Regions from separate parts of the Homo sapiens genome. Here regions 1, 3 and 4 are each linked to region 2. A link is a contact called in ENCODE Hi-C or POLR2A ChIA-PET data. All regions are on one chromosome and are shown on one strand. The core of a region is the stretch at or near the end of the contact, and the rest is flanking DNA. Distances in the headings are between cores, read along the strand shown.

Region 1 (2,926 bases), core at 160-2,659, 3.4 Mb before region 2:
GTTCAAAGTTTACTAACTACACAAAGTTAGTTCATTGTTTTAATGGAGAAACAAAGACAATAATATTCCTTATACACACTTAGCACCAAACAATGGGCCCTTACAAACTCACGTACATGAGATACATGGATTGGGTTATTCATCAGTCACTATTTCCTATTGAAATTGGTTATTGGATATCATGGTTCAGCCCCTACCTACCTAGATGTGGCTTTAAACAAACTATTAATTTAATAGTTTGATTTAATTAATGTAATACTTAAATCTTTAAACCTTTCTAGCCCACAGACTTCTTAAACTACAATATGCAGAATGCAGGCTGCTTATTCAAATTAGAAATACTATATGTAAACAGTCTCTAATAGAGGTGCTATATGATATGGTTGACATCGTTATCAACCGTATGATAGCTGTGAAGTTTATATACAGAAAAGATTTATGGGCAGTAACACTATTATGGATGCATACAAAGGATTTGCAGTAATTATGTAGCAAACAACACACTTTTACTTGGATTAGGTTTATATTAGGTGCTAGAGAGACCAATGGATATCATGGGAGATGACAAAAGATACTGATTTCTTATTGGCAGAGACAGTTGGAGGACCACAGCAATGGATACAACCAAGTGTAAACGCCAACATATACTCAGTAATTTTTTTTTTGTCATGGAAAAGGAGAGATACTGCGATCAAAAACAGATCCTCTCCCAGTACCAATTAAGATTCACAGCACTTTTTCCTTATTAACCTCTGGAAACCACCAAAATAAGAAGGATTTCTGTTTGCTGCTGTATTCTGTTCTTACAAACTGTGCCCTCGGGGTAGCATAAGAACCTGCTCTAATTCCAAGGGAATTCAAGGAGTTAACTCCCTTTTGCCATCCCGCTCCTTTTATTAAAAGGTCCTTTTATTGTACTGACGATCTCTACTTTATTAAAAGTAAGCCAAACGCCAGCATTAGTATAGACCACACCAATGCACAAGGCTCAAAATCGCCAGAACATGGTGCCGGAAATCTTCCTCCGATTCGCTAGAGACCGAGGTGGCACAACAGACACAGAGAGTGCCCCTCATCTTTAGGGGGCAGGGAAGGCGAGTGACCGTGCGTCCACACGGGCCGCGAGTCGGGTCGGTGCAACAGGGACTACGCCTCCCAGCATGCAGTGCGGCCACGCCTGCGCAGCGGCGCCACAGGAACGATGCATGCCGGGACCGGGAAGATTCAGTCTCTGAACGGCCCGGAGTAGTCGTCTTTCCCCTTCTGACTGCCGCCACGCTGCAGTCCAGAATATTTGAAGATCAAACCGAACTTGAGAGACTAACGAGAACGGTCCCTTTTTATTCCTAACAGATTCCTTCCGTGGCAAAGTAACCCGTCGTCTTCCGTTTCCGGTTGCCCGGTTGCCCTGTTGCCGTGGTAACCGCACGCATAACAGCCGTGGTGGTTATGGCTGGTCTGAGCGGCGCGCAGATCCCCGACGGGGAGTTTACCGCGCTAGTGTACCGGCTCATCCGCGATGCCCGCTACGCCGAGGCGGTGCAGCTGCTGGGCCGAGAACTGCAGCGGAGCCCCAGGAGCCGTGCCGGCCTGTCGCTGCTAGGCTACTGCTACTACCGCCTGCAGGAGTTCGCGCTGGCGGCCGAGTGCTATGAGCAGCTGGGCCAGCTGCACCCGGAACTGGAGCAGTACCGCCTGTACCAGGCCCAGGCCCTGTACAAGGCCTGCCTTTATCCGGAGGCCACTCGGGTCGCCTTCCTTCTCCTGGATAACCCCGCCTACCACAGCCGGGTCCTCCGCCTGCAAGCTGCCATCAAGTATAGCGAGGGCGATCTGCCAGGGTCCAGGAGCCTGGTGGAGCAGCTGCTGAGTGGGGAAGGGGGAGAAGAAAGTGGAGGCGACAATGAGACCGATGGCCAGGTCAACCTGGGTTGTTTGCTCTACAAGGAGGGACAGTATGAAGCTGCATGCTCCAAGTTTTCTGCCACACTGCAGGCCTCGGGCTACCAGCCTGACCTTTCCTACAACCTGGCTTTGGCCTATTACAGCAGCCGACAGTATGCCTCAGCACTGAAGCATATCGCTGAGATTATTGAGCGTGGCATCCGCCAGCATCCTGAGCTAGGTGTGGGCATGACCACCGAGGGCTTTGATGTTCGCAGTGTTGGCAACACCTTAGTTCTCCATCAGACTGCTCTGGTGGAAGCCTTCAACCTTAAGGCAGCCATAGAATACCAACTGAGAAACTATGAGGTAGCTCAAGAAACCCTCACCGACATGCCACCCAGGGCAGAGGAAGAGTTGGACCCTGTGACCCTGCACAACCAGGCACTAATGAACATGGATGCCAGGCCTACAGAAGGGTTTGAAAAGCTACAGTTTTTGCTCCAACAGAATCCCTTTCCTCCAGAGACTTTTGGCAACCTGTTGCTGCTCTACTGTAAATATGAGTATTTTGACCTGGCAGCAGATGTCCTGGCAGAAAATGCCCATTTGACGTATAAGTTCCTCACACCCTATCTCTATGACTTCTTAGATGCCCTGATCACTTGCCAGACAGCTCCTGAAGAGGCTTTCATTAAGCTTGATGGGCTAGCAGGGATGCTGACTGAGCAGCTTCGGAGACTCACCAAGCAAGTACAGGAAGCAAGACACAACAGAGATGATGAAGCTATCAAAAAGGCAGTGAATGAATATGATGAAACCATGGAGAAATACATTCCTGTGTTGATGGCTCAGGCAAAAATCTACTGGAATCTTGAAAATTATCCAATGGTGGAAAAGGTCTTCCGCAAATCTGTGGAATTCTGTAACGACCATGATGTGTGGAAGTTGAATGTGGCTCATGTTCTGTTCATGCAGGAAAACAAATACAAAGAAGCCATTGGTTTCTATGAACCCATAGTCAAGAAGCATTATGATAACA
Region 2 (2,948 bases), core at 384-2,883:
GCACTCCAGCCTGGGCGACAGAGTGAGACTCCATCTCAAAAAATAAAAATGAATTCTCGCTGAAAGGAAACAGATTTTTCAGATAGTTTTAGTTTTACTTTTTATTTGTATTTATTTTGTTAGAGATAAGGTCTTGCTCTACACCCAGGCTAGAGTGCTGCGGCAGTGATCATAGCTCACTGCAACCTTGAGCTCTCAGGCTCAAGCCATCCTCTCACCTCAGCCTCCTGAGTAGCTGGGACTACAGGTATGTGCCACTACACCCAGCTAATTTTTGTTTTTTGGTAGAGATGGGGTCTCACCACGTTGTCCAGGCTGTTCTCCAACTCCTAGGCTCAACTGATCCCCCTATCTTGGCCTCCCAAAGTGCTGGGATTACGGCCAGATTTTCAGTTAGATTGTGGTTTGAAATATGCTGCTGCCATTTACTAGTTGTGTGACTTCATCCAAATTAATCAACCTTTCTGATATTGTTTCCTCACTTGTAAAATGGGGATGGCGACCTATTTACATCCTTTAATATTAATAGCAACTAATCCCTTTAAAAGGAGCTTCTAGTGTCACAATTTTTGGACAGGTATCATATTCATTACAACAAATACCTGAATGACATCTGAAGGCCAGGACCTAAATGAAAGAATTCCTTCTCCAGTGGCGCTCATGGTATTGATATGATGTGGGTGAGATGGGATGAAATCCTAATATTAACAACAGCGACTACTCACAAGCCTTTTCTGTATGTGCTGAGTACTGTTGTTATGAGCTCAACACGCATTGTCTCATTTTATTCTCACACGAATAACCTCATAAGGTGGTTTTAATAGCCTCATTTTATCCAGAACGAAATTGAAGTCCAGAGAAGTTAATTTGTCTAGGGTCATACAGTCAATGAGTGGCGAAATCCAGATTGGAAATTCCCAAATTTCAAAGGCCCCTGCTCTCAACTACCAAGAGGAAAAGGGGGGAAATTGGCTCAATTAAACGCATTCTGTGATCCAGTACCTGTGTGCGACGCTTTAACTATAAGGCGAGGAAGAAATCCCTAGACCAAAGTTTCCCTTAGCCCCTTTTCCTTCAAGAACTTTTAGTTAACAGCTTCTCTCCGCACAGACTGAGCGAATAAAGTTATAGAAAAGGGAGATGGGCTAGCGGCCACGCGGTCCTCGGGGCTGGTGTGGCTGTTTGCCTGACTTCAGACGCCCCGGATCTCCCGGAGGGAAGTCAGGGCCCAAGGCACTCCGCAGTCCAGCTGGGAAAGCTTGGGGCTGTAGGCCCGCGAGTGAACGTGAGCAGGTAACCCAGGCCGCGCAGCCAGACGGAAGCGGAGACCTAGAACCGAGAAGCCCACGTGCCGAAGCGGAAGACTAGAGCTCCCGGGAACGGCCTAGCCAGCGCCTTCCCCTCTCCAGCTCCCTGCCGCCGCGCGGCTCCTCCCACCCTGGGCTCCTCCCGCCCTACTCCCGCCTCCCCGGCCGGTTAGGCCAATGGGCGGGACGCGCGGGCAAGGCGGGGAGGGGCGGGGCCCATGGTCTGCGCGCAGGTGCCGCTCGGCGCCCGGCCCGCCCGTTCCGCCGCTGTCGCCGCCGTCGTGCGTGCCGCTCGGCGGAGGGGACGGGCCTGCGTTCTCTCCTCCTTCCTCCCCGCCTCCAGCTGCCGGCAGGACCTTTCTCTCGCTGCCGCTGGGACCCCGTGTCATCGCCCAGGCCGAGCACGGTGAGGCCCTCAGGGAGCCCGGGGGCGCGATCTCCGCCAGGTCTTCGGCGCCTGGGCTCATTGCCCTGAGGCTGGCGCGGGGCCCGGGCCCAGTGGCCAAGATGGGGCCAGGGCAGCGGGTGGCTTGGGGATGTGTGGATGAATGAGGCGCTGTCGGACTAGGCCGCGCGTCGGGAGATCGGCCTACGCCTCACGCGGGAAAGCCCTGGGGAAAGCCTTCTCCCGACGCCAGGACGCCCGGTGGCCCAGTCCGGAGAGGAGGATGGGGGGTGGGGCCCACTTTGGGTGGGCTGCCGGCCACCTCTCTGTAGGCCAGAGGACCCGACAGGCGCTGTTCCTGTATCTGTTCTTTGGAGGCCTGGGAGTTGGCCAGGAACAGGTGTCAGGACGCTGAGAAGGGAAATTCCTGGCCCTCGGGGTCAGGGATCAGAGGCTGGAATACTACTGCAAGGGCAGGGCCCCAGCGTGGTCCTAGGAGGTACAACTCTCAGCCAGAAGACTGGGACAGTTTTAGTTCCCAGCTTCTGAGACGTGAGCTTAGCGGTCTTTGTGATTTCACTTTGCAGTCCAAGGGTGGGAGTAATTCTGCACGCATGATTTGGAGACAGAACTAGTAAGGGACAGAGAAAGTTTCGACTTGTAAATAAAAAGGTTCCGTCGATTAATTTACCATTAGAAATAGTAACCATAATGTAGATTTTGGAGGTTGCTTATGAGGACTGATGAGCCGTACCTTCAGTGCCAAAGGTGGGAGGGACTTGGTGGAAGGACCCCAGTACCTGGTGGGTGTTCATCTATGTGAAAAATGGGGGTTGTGGGCGAATGGGAAAGATAAGATTCCAGATTATAGAGGAATGGTTTGGTGTGAAGGGTGACTTGGCTGCTGGTGGTTCCACAATGGAATTTTCTTTGACTGTCTTCTGTGTACTTGCTTCCAAATGCTTTCTTTCATATAACCATATATCAGGTTAAGATATAAAGTGTTTTGTGAGCAGTCTGGATGGAAGATTGGTAGCTAAACTCTAAGTTTATCTTTGATTCCTGGTGCCACAAATATTTTATTTATTTATTTATTTATTTAAGACAGAGCCTAGCTTTGTCGCTCAGGCAGAGCCCAGTGGCGTGATCTTGGCGCACCGCAACCTTCGCCTCCCGAGTTCAAGCAGTTCTCGAGCCTCAGCCTCCCGAGTAGCTGGAATTACAGGCTGCGCGCCTGATGGCCGGCTAATTTTTTT
Region 3 (2,924 bases), core at 248-2,747, 3.3 Mb before region 2:
AGACAATGCTCTGTCCCAGGCCACCATATGATAGATGTTAATGAATTACAACTATTATTGTTACCTTGAAAACTACACTATTTACAAGTACCTCACTGGGATAAGCCAAATTCATATTTTGCTATCTTGTCTATGTCCCTAATTCTTGATTGAAAAATTGTATTTATTCTCCCTTAAAGTCTATGGTCTCCAGGTCAGTTTATCTAGGGGTATTTTTTAAATTGGTGATTAAATATAATTTTATGGAATAATTAAGCCCCTAGTTTTTCACAGCCCCATCATGGCCACTAATAAACTGAAAAAAAATTATACAAAAATAGCCCCAGGATAATAACATGGAATCTACAGCATCTATTCCAAATATATAACAAAGAATGAAAGAAAACCCAGAATGATATCTTGTACAGTCTAGCAAACCTGCATAGAAATCTTCAAACTAAGAATCTGGAAAAAAAATTAAAGTGTAGGCAATCTTTTCTTATTTTAACAGAAGAAAATCCATATTTATCAGTTCAATATCCAAAATCCCTAGAAGGCTGAAAAGTACAAACTGAGCATGTGTGTCTCTCACACACCCACACATCACTGGCTGACTAATTTAGTAGTTAAGAGAGAAGAGTAAAAATGCATAGGGAAAGGAGCACATTTTAATGTCTTGGATTTTCCCCTCTTGGAAAAAACTGAAGTCATGCATTTCTCCAACGTTTCTACCTAGTAGTGAAAGTTGGAACTCCAGCGCAATGGGGATGGCCAAGGGTAAACGCCAATATATACTCAGTAATATTTGTTGTTACGGGAAAAAAGAGCGGGAGATACTTGGACCTAAAACCGAAACTCTCCCAGTACCAATCAAGATTCACAGTCCTTTTTCCTCATTAACCTCTGGAAACCACCAAATTAAGGATTCCTGCTCGCCGCTCTATTCCGTTCTTACAAACTGTGCCCTCGGGGTAGTGCAAAAAAGAACGTGCTCTAATTCCAGGGTAATTCCAAGAGATAACTCGCCTTTTGCCATCCCGGTTCTTTTACTGAAACTAAACCAAAAGCCAGCATTATTATCGACCACACCGTGTACCAGGCTCAAAATCGCCAGGAACATGGGGCCGGAAACCTTCCTCCGCCGCGCCAGAGACCACGGTGCCATAACAGACACAGTGAGCGCCCCTCATCTTTAAGAGGCAGGGAAGGAGAGTTACCCTGCACCCCCACGGGCCGCCGGTTCGGTAGGTACAGCCGGGACTACGTCTCCCAGCATGCAGCGCGGCTACGACCCGCGCCGCGGAACCACTGGAACGGTGCATGCCGGGACGAGTAGATTCAGTCTCTGAACGGCCCGGAGTAGTCTTTCCCCTCCTGAATGCCGCCACTCCGCAGTCCAGAGTATTTGAAGATCAAGCTGAAATTGAGAGACTGACGAGAGTGGTCCCTTTTTGTTCCTAACAGATTTCTTGCGACAAGGAAACCGGCAGTCTTCCGCTTCCGGTTGCTCTGTTGCCATAGTAACCGCACCCATAACAGCCGTGGTGGTTATGGCTGGCCTGAGCGGCGCGCAGATCCCCGACGGGGAGTTCACCGCGGTCGTGTACCGCCTCATCCGCAATGCACGCTACGCCGAGGCGGTGCAGCTGCTGGGCGGAGAACTGCAGCGGAGCCCTAGGAGCCGCGCCGGCCTGTCGCTGCTAGGCTACTGCTACTACCGCCTGCAGGAGTTCGCGCTGGCGGCCGAGTGCTATGAGCAGCTGGGCCAGCTGCACCCGGAACTGGAGCAGTACCGCCTGTACCAGGCCCAGGCCCTGTACAAGGCCTGCCTTTATGCGGAGGCCACCCGGGTCGCCTTCCTTCTCCTGGATAACCCCGCCTACCACAGCCGGGTCCTCCGCCTGCAAGCTGCTATCAAGTACAGCGAGGGCGATCTGCCAGGGTCCAGGAGCCTGGTAGAGCAGCTGCCGAGTAGGGAAGGGGGAGAGGAAAGTGGGGGCGAGAATGAGACCGATGGCCAGATCAACCTGGGTTGTTTGCTCTACAAGGAGGGACAGTATGAAGCTGCATGCTCCAAGTTTTTTGCCGCCCTGCAGGCCTCGGGCTACCAGCCTGACCTTTCCTACAACCTGGCTTTGGCCTATTACAGCAGCCGACAGTATGCTTCAGCACTGAAGCATATCGCTGAGATTATTGAGCGTGGCATCCGCCAGCACCCTGAGCTAGGTGTGGGCATGACCACTGAGGGCATTGATGTTCGCAGTGTTGGCAACACCTTAGTCCTCCATCAGACTGCTCTGGTGGAAGCCTTCAACCTTAAGGCAGCTATAGAATACCAACTGAGAAACTATGAGGCAGCTCAAGAAGCCCTCACTGACATGCCACCCAGGGCAGAGGAAGAGTTGGACCCTGTGACCCTACACAACCAGGCACTAATGAACATGGATGCCAGGCCTACAGAAGGGTTTGAAAAGCTACAGTTTTTGCTCCAACAGAATCCCTTTCCTCCAGAGACTTTTGGCAACCTGTTGCTGCTCTACTGTAAATATGAGTATTTTGACCTGGCAGCAGATGTCCTGGCAGAAAATGCCCATTTGATTTATAAGTTCCTCACACCCTATCTCTATGACTTCTTGGACGCTGTGATCACTTGCCAGACAGCTCCTGAAGAGGCTTTCATTAAGCTTGATGGGCTAGCAGGGATGCTGACTGAGGTCCTCCGGAAACTTACCATACAAGTACAGGAAGCAAGACACAATAGAGATGATGAAGCTATCAAAAAGGCAGTGAATGAATATGATGAAACCATGGAGAAATACATTCCTGTGTTGATGGCTCAGGCAAAAATCTACTGGAATCTTGAAAATTATCCAATGGTGGAAAAGATCTTCCGCAAATCTGTGGAATTCTGTAACGACCATGATGTGTGGAAGTTGAATGTGGCT
Region 4 (3,073 bases), core at 295-2,794, 3.3 Mb after region 2:
AGCTTTCACCTCACATTTGGGAACTGACAATTCTCCTTCCATTTCCTCTCTCAGTGTGGCTCTTGGGTGTTTGGTTAGCAGAAGGGGATAGGAAGATAATACGGTTTATTTATAGGCTCCCTTTTCCTTTCGGGGAAAAAAAAAATCACCCTTTCCTACTAAGAGTATGGCAGAGGAGGGATTTTTAGTGTAATGGAAAGGCAATAGACACGATAATCCGGAAGATCAGAAAGATGATCTGTCTCAGCCCTATCACATAGACAGCTGGGCAATTTAAGAATGTGTCTCACCTAAAACATGGGACCCAGGGCAGGAAATGAAGGTAGCACCAGGAAGTGCACTCTCTTACTTTCAGTGAAAACGTTCTTGCCTGTGAGGAGCTAATATTGAGTGACACTCTATTACACCCCTAAATGGCGCTACACGCTGCGGCCACTCTGTTGACTGTTCATGTTAACACTCACACAGGTGTCACAGCAAACAACCATCAATGCTACTTCTAAAGTCGCCCGGTTCCATGAGGAAAAGACCACATGCTTTGTACCACCCAGGCCCAGGCCGTTCATAGGTAGGGGCTTAGCTGACGCCTTTTGAGATACTATGTTTCTCTGCGTCCTGGAAGTTAAGCTAGGGTTGTTTTCCTTTATATACTCCGATTTTTAAAAAAAATTTCTCTGCACTACCTCTTTACCACTGTGGATCTAAACCTTATAATCTAAACCACACCCTCAGCAATCGGAACAGAACGGAAGTTCCCACTCCAGGAAATCTTGAGAAGGTTTGGGAGGGTCAGGAGTGGCACGGGAAAGGAAAAGTCTGGTCAAAATCAAGTCTGTTTAAGTCCGTCGAACCTACTTCCAGGCCATTTGGTTTTCCGTCTCCTGCCCTGCTGGTCTTTCAGGCCACTCGGCCGGCGCCGAGGTGATTTAACACCTGCCGCCGCAGGCCCCGCCTCCGGACTGCGGGTCCGGATCCCTCTCCTAGGAAAGCGCAAAGGCTGCCTTCACAGTCACCACTTTGGAGACGTTGCCTCCGCGCCCTTCCTAACTTTGGAAGCTAAAAATGAGGGGGGGTGGAGGAGAGAGAAGGCCGTGCGGAAAAAGAGCAAGGTTGTCCCCCCTTCCCAGGGCCGCCCCCTGGCCGAGTCGCCGGCAGCCGCCTCCAGCTCCAGCCCGTCCTCCTACAGCCGCGGACCCCGTGCCCAGGGCGCTCCGCGGAGGTGGGATGCGAGCGGCCTCCGGAACCAGCCTCGACCAAGGCAGCGCCCGCGACCGCCGCTCCTTCGCGGGATCGGGCCTGGCTGCCCCGTGAAGGAGCCCATGGGGGCCTCCGCCTCCCCGCGGCCGGCCCCGCCTCCAGCCCGCAGCTCCCCGGCCGCCGTCGGAGCCCTTACCCGCAGAACGTGGTAGCCCTCGGTGCCCCCGCCCGGGATCTCGACGCTTTGCGAGGAGCCCATGGCGGCGGGCGATCGGTGTGGCCGAGCCGGGCTCCGCGCTGCTCCCGCCCCCAGCGCACCGCCTGCTCTAATCCTCCGCGTAGCACTTGGGACGTGGCACTCGCTGCCGCCGGAGAGCCGGGCCGCACAGCCCGCCGGGAGATCGTCTCTGCTGCAGCCCGGGCCGCTGCGACGCCGCAGACAGCGCCACCTGCCGCGAGCCACTGGAAGGGGCCCGAGCGCTCGCGGGCCGGGAGGGCGGAGAGGGAGGGCCGGAGGAGGACTGGGAGGCACCGCGTCGTGCTCGCGAGAGAACAGAAATGCGCTTCCCCCAGCTTTGGCGCCTTGCTACGGGGCCCTGGATTGGACTAGATTTATGCAGACGCGTTCCCGCTCGCCTGAAAGAACACATACTTGGTTGCAGGTCCCCCTGGTGGCCAGAGGCGGGGAAAGGGCTGCTGATGAACAGGAGCGAACTCAACACACACCAAGCTCTCTGTTCTCCGGGTGTGTAGGTATTTTCCCAAACTGTACAGCTGAGGGGAATAGTGGCCTCCTGTGGGCTGCCTAGCATCTGCTCAGCTAAATTTTATAAAAGGAAACGCTCCCTTTATAAAACAGTAGTCTCACAGAGTCACCTACCAACTTCTTTTTTGGTTTGGGTTTGTTTTTTTTTCTTCCTCCCTAATTGTGAGAATAAGATTAGAGGATTGGTCATAATCAGAGCGATGCCAGCGTGGGAAGCACGGTTGGATTTCCCTGGCATTCCACCACCTGCTGCTGCTCGGTTCCCCGTCCTACCTCCTTCAGGTAGCCAGGTCGTATTCATGCTTATTCCGTTGTCGTATTCCGTTGCTGCTTTTGCCCCTTACGTGTACTCCCTCTGAAACCCCTAGTTGCTTTGTGGTCAGTTGGACTGATGTTGCGTCAACCAGGTATTATGTGGATTCCTATGTGATGCAATGTAAAGTACGTGCTATCGCCCATGAAGTATTCTAGCCCAAGGTGGTTAACTTGCCTCTATGGCATCTTGAGTTTGATGTTTACAGGAAGTAAGGGGAATTGAGGAGCAAGTAAAATGACACCACAGGGAACCAGGCAAATACAGGAAGTGGGCCTTCCTTCAGGACAGCTGGCCAGTTCTCTTTGTCGAGTCAGAGTCCTATGAAAGGGCCTATGCCAGATTAAAAGGAACCCGAAGAATATAACCAAGAGACACATTGCAAGGGCTTGAGTTGGGGGCCAACTTGGAGAAATAAGCGTAAAGGACATTTTTGGTTCATTTGGAGAAATTTGAATATGTACTGAGTATTAGAAGAGTAGTTATTCACATGGAAACGTGGAAATTATTGTCTTTTTTAAAAGCTGGTTACAAGACGGGATGTGTCTGTAGACAAAATGAAAAACATGTCCTCAAAATACAGATTAATATGTATGTATGCATATGAAGATGTGGGAGGAGAATATGAACCAAGGGTTACAGTGGTGATCTCTGGGTGGTGACAGAGATATTTTATTTTTTGTTTTGGCTGGTTCCATATTCTATGATGCTCATGAAGTGCTTTTGTAATAAGAAAATATTATTTAAAATTTAAAAATAATTTTCTTTGCTATCGGTAAGTGAATAGCAGATTTTTA

What was found. A loop is a pair of places that touch in the nucleus more often than their neighbours do. ChIA-PET counts read pairs that join two places held with the same protein, here RNA polymerase II (POLR2A). Pooled maps may share reads with other maps.
Region 1: a loop to region 2 is called in a pooled map, with 23 times the contacts of the local background. The contact joins the promoter of IFT70A here to the promoter of OLA1 in region 2. A Hi-C loop is called at or near these places in 5 of 50 pooled maps.
Region 3: a loop to region 2 is called in a map of CD8-positive, alpha-beta T cell, with 12 times the contacts of the local background. The contact joins the promoter of IFT70B here to the promoter of OLA1 in region 2. A Hi-C loop is called at or near these places in 2 of 168 maps with a recorded cell type or tissue (CD8-positive, alpha-beta T cell and gastrocnemius medialis) and 5 of 50 pooled maps. POLR2A ChIA-PET finds 5 or more read pairs at or near these places in 1 of 52 experiments (K562).
Region 4: a map of CD8-positive, alpha-beta T cell shows a loop between it and region 2 (24-fold over the local background). The contact joins the promoter of GORASP2 here to the promoter of OLA1 in region 2. A Hi-C loop is called at or near these places in 2 of 168 maps with a recorded cell type or tissue (CD8-positive, alpha-beta T cell and naive thymus-derived CD4-positive, alpha-beta T cell) and 13 of 50 pooled maps.

The regions. Positions count from the first base shown.
Region 1 is chr2:177,617,225-177,620,150 of GRCh38, reverse strand. IFT70A (intraflagellar transport 70A) reads left to right here and starts at 1,409. Exons shown (of 1, transcript NM_152275.4): 1 at 1,409-2,926. The coding sequence starts at 1,450. IFT70A-AS1 (IFT70A antisense RNA 1) reads right to left here. Exons shown (of 3, transcript NR_198966.1): 2 at 2,631-2,850; 3 at 913-1,863. RefSeq lists an enhancer at 1,107-1,336.
Region 2 is chr2:174,247,217-174,250,164 of GRCh38, reverse strand. It overlaps OLA1 (Obg like ATPase 1), which reads left to right and starts at 1,633. Exons shown (of 11, transcript NM_013341.5): 1 at 1,633-1,713. RefSeq lists a silencer at 1,328-1,847.
Region 3 is chr2:177,551,369-177,554,292 of GRCh38, reverse strand. IFT70B (intraflagellar transport 70B) reads left to right here and starts at 1,497. Exons shown (of 1, transcript NM_152517.3): 1 at 1,497-2,924. The coding sequence starts at 1,530. RefSeq lists enhancers at 1,231-1,520, 889-1,692, 1,693-2,497.
Region 4 is chr2:170,927,724-170,930,796 of GRCh38, reverse strand. GORASP2 (golgi reassembly stacking protein 2) reads right to left here and starts at 1,544. Exons shown (of 10, transcript NM_015530.5): 1 at 1,394-1,544. The coding sequence starts at 1,456. RefSeq lists a silencer at 1,066-1,765.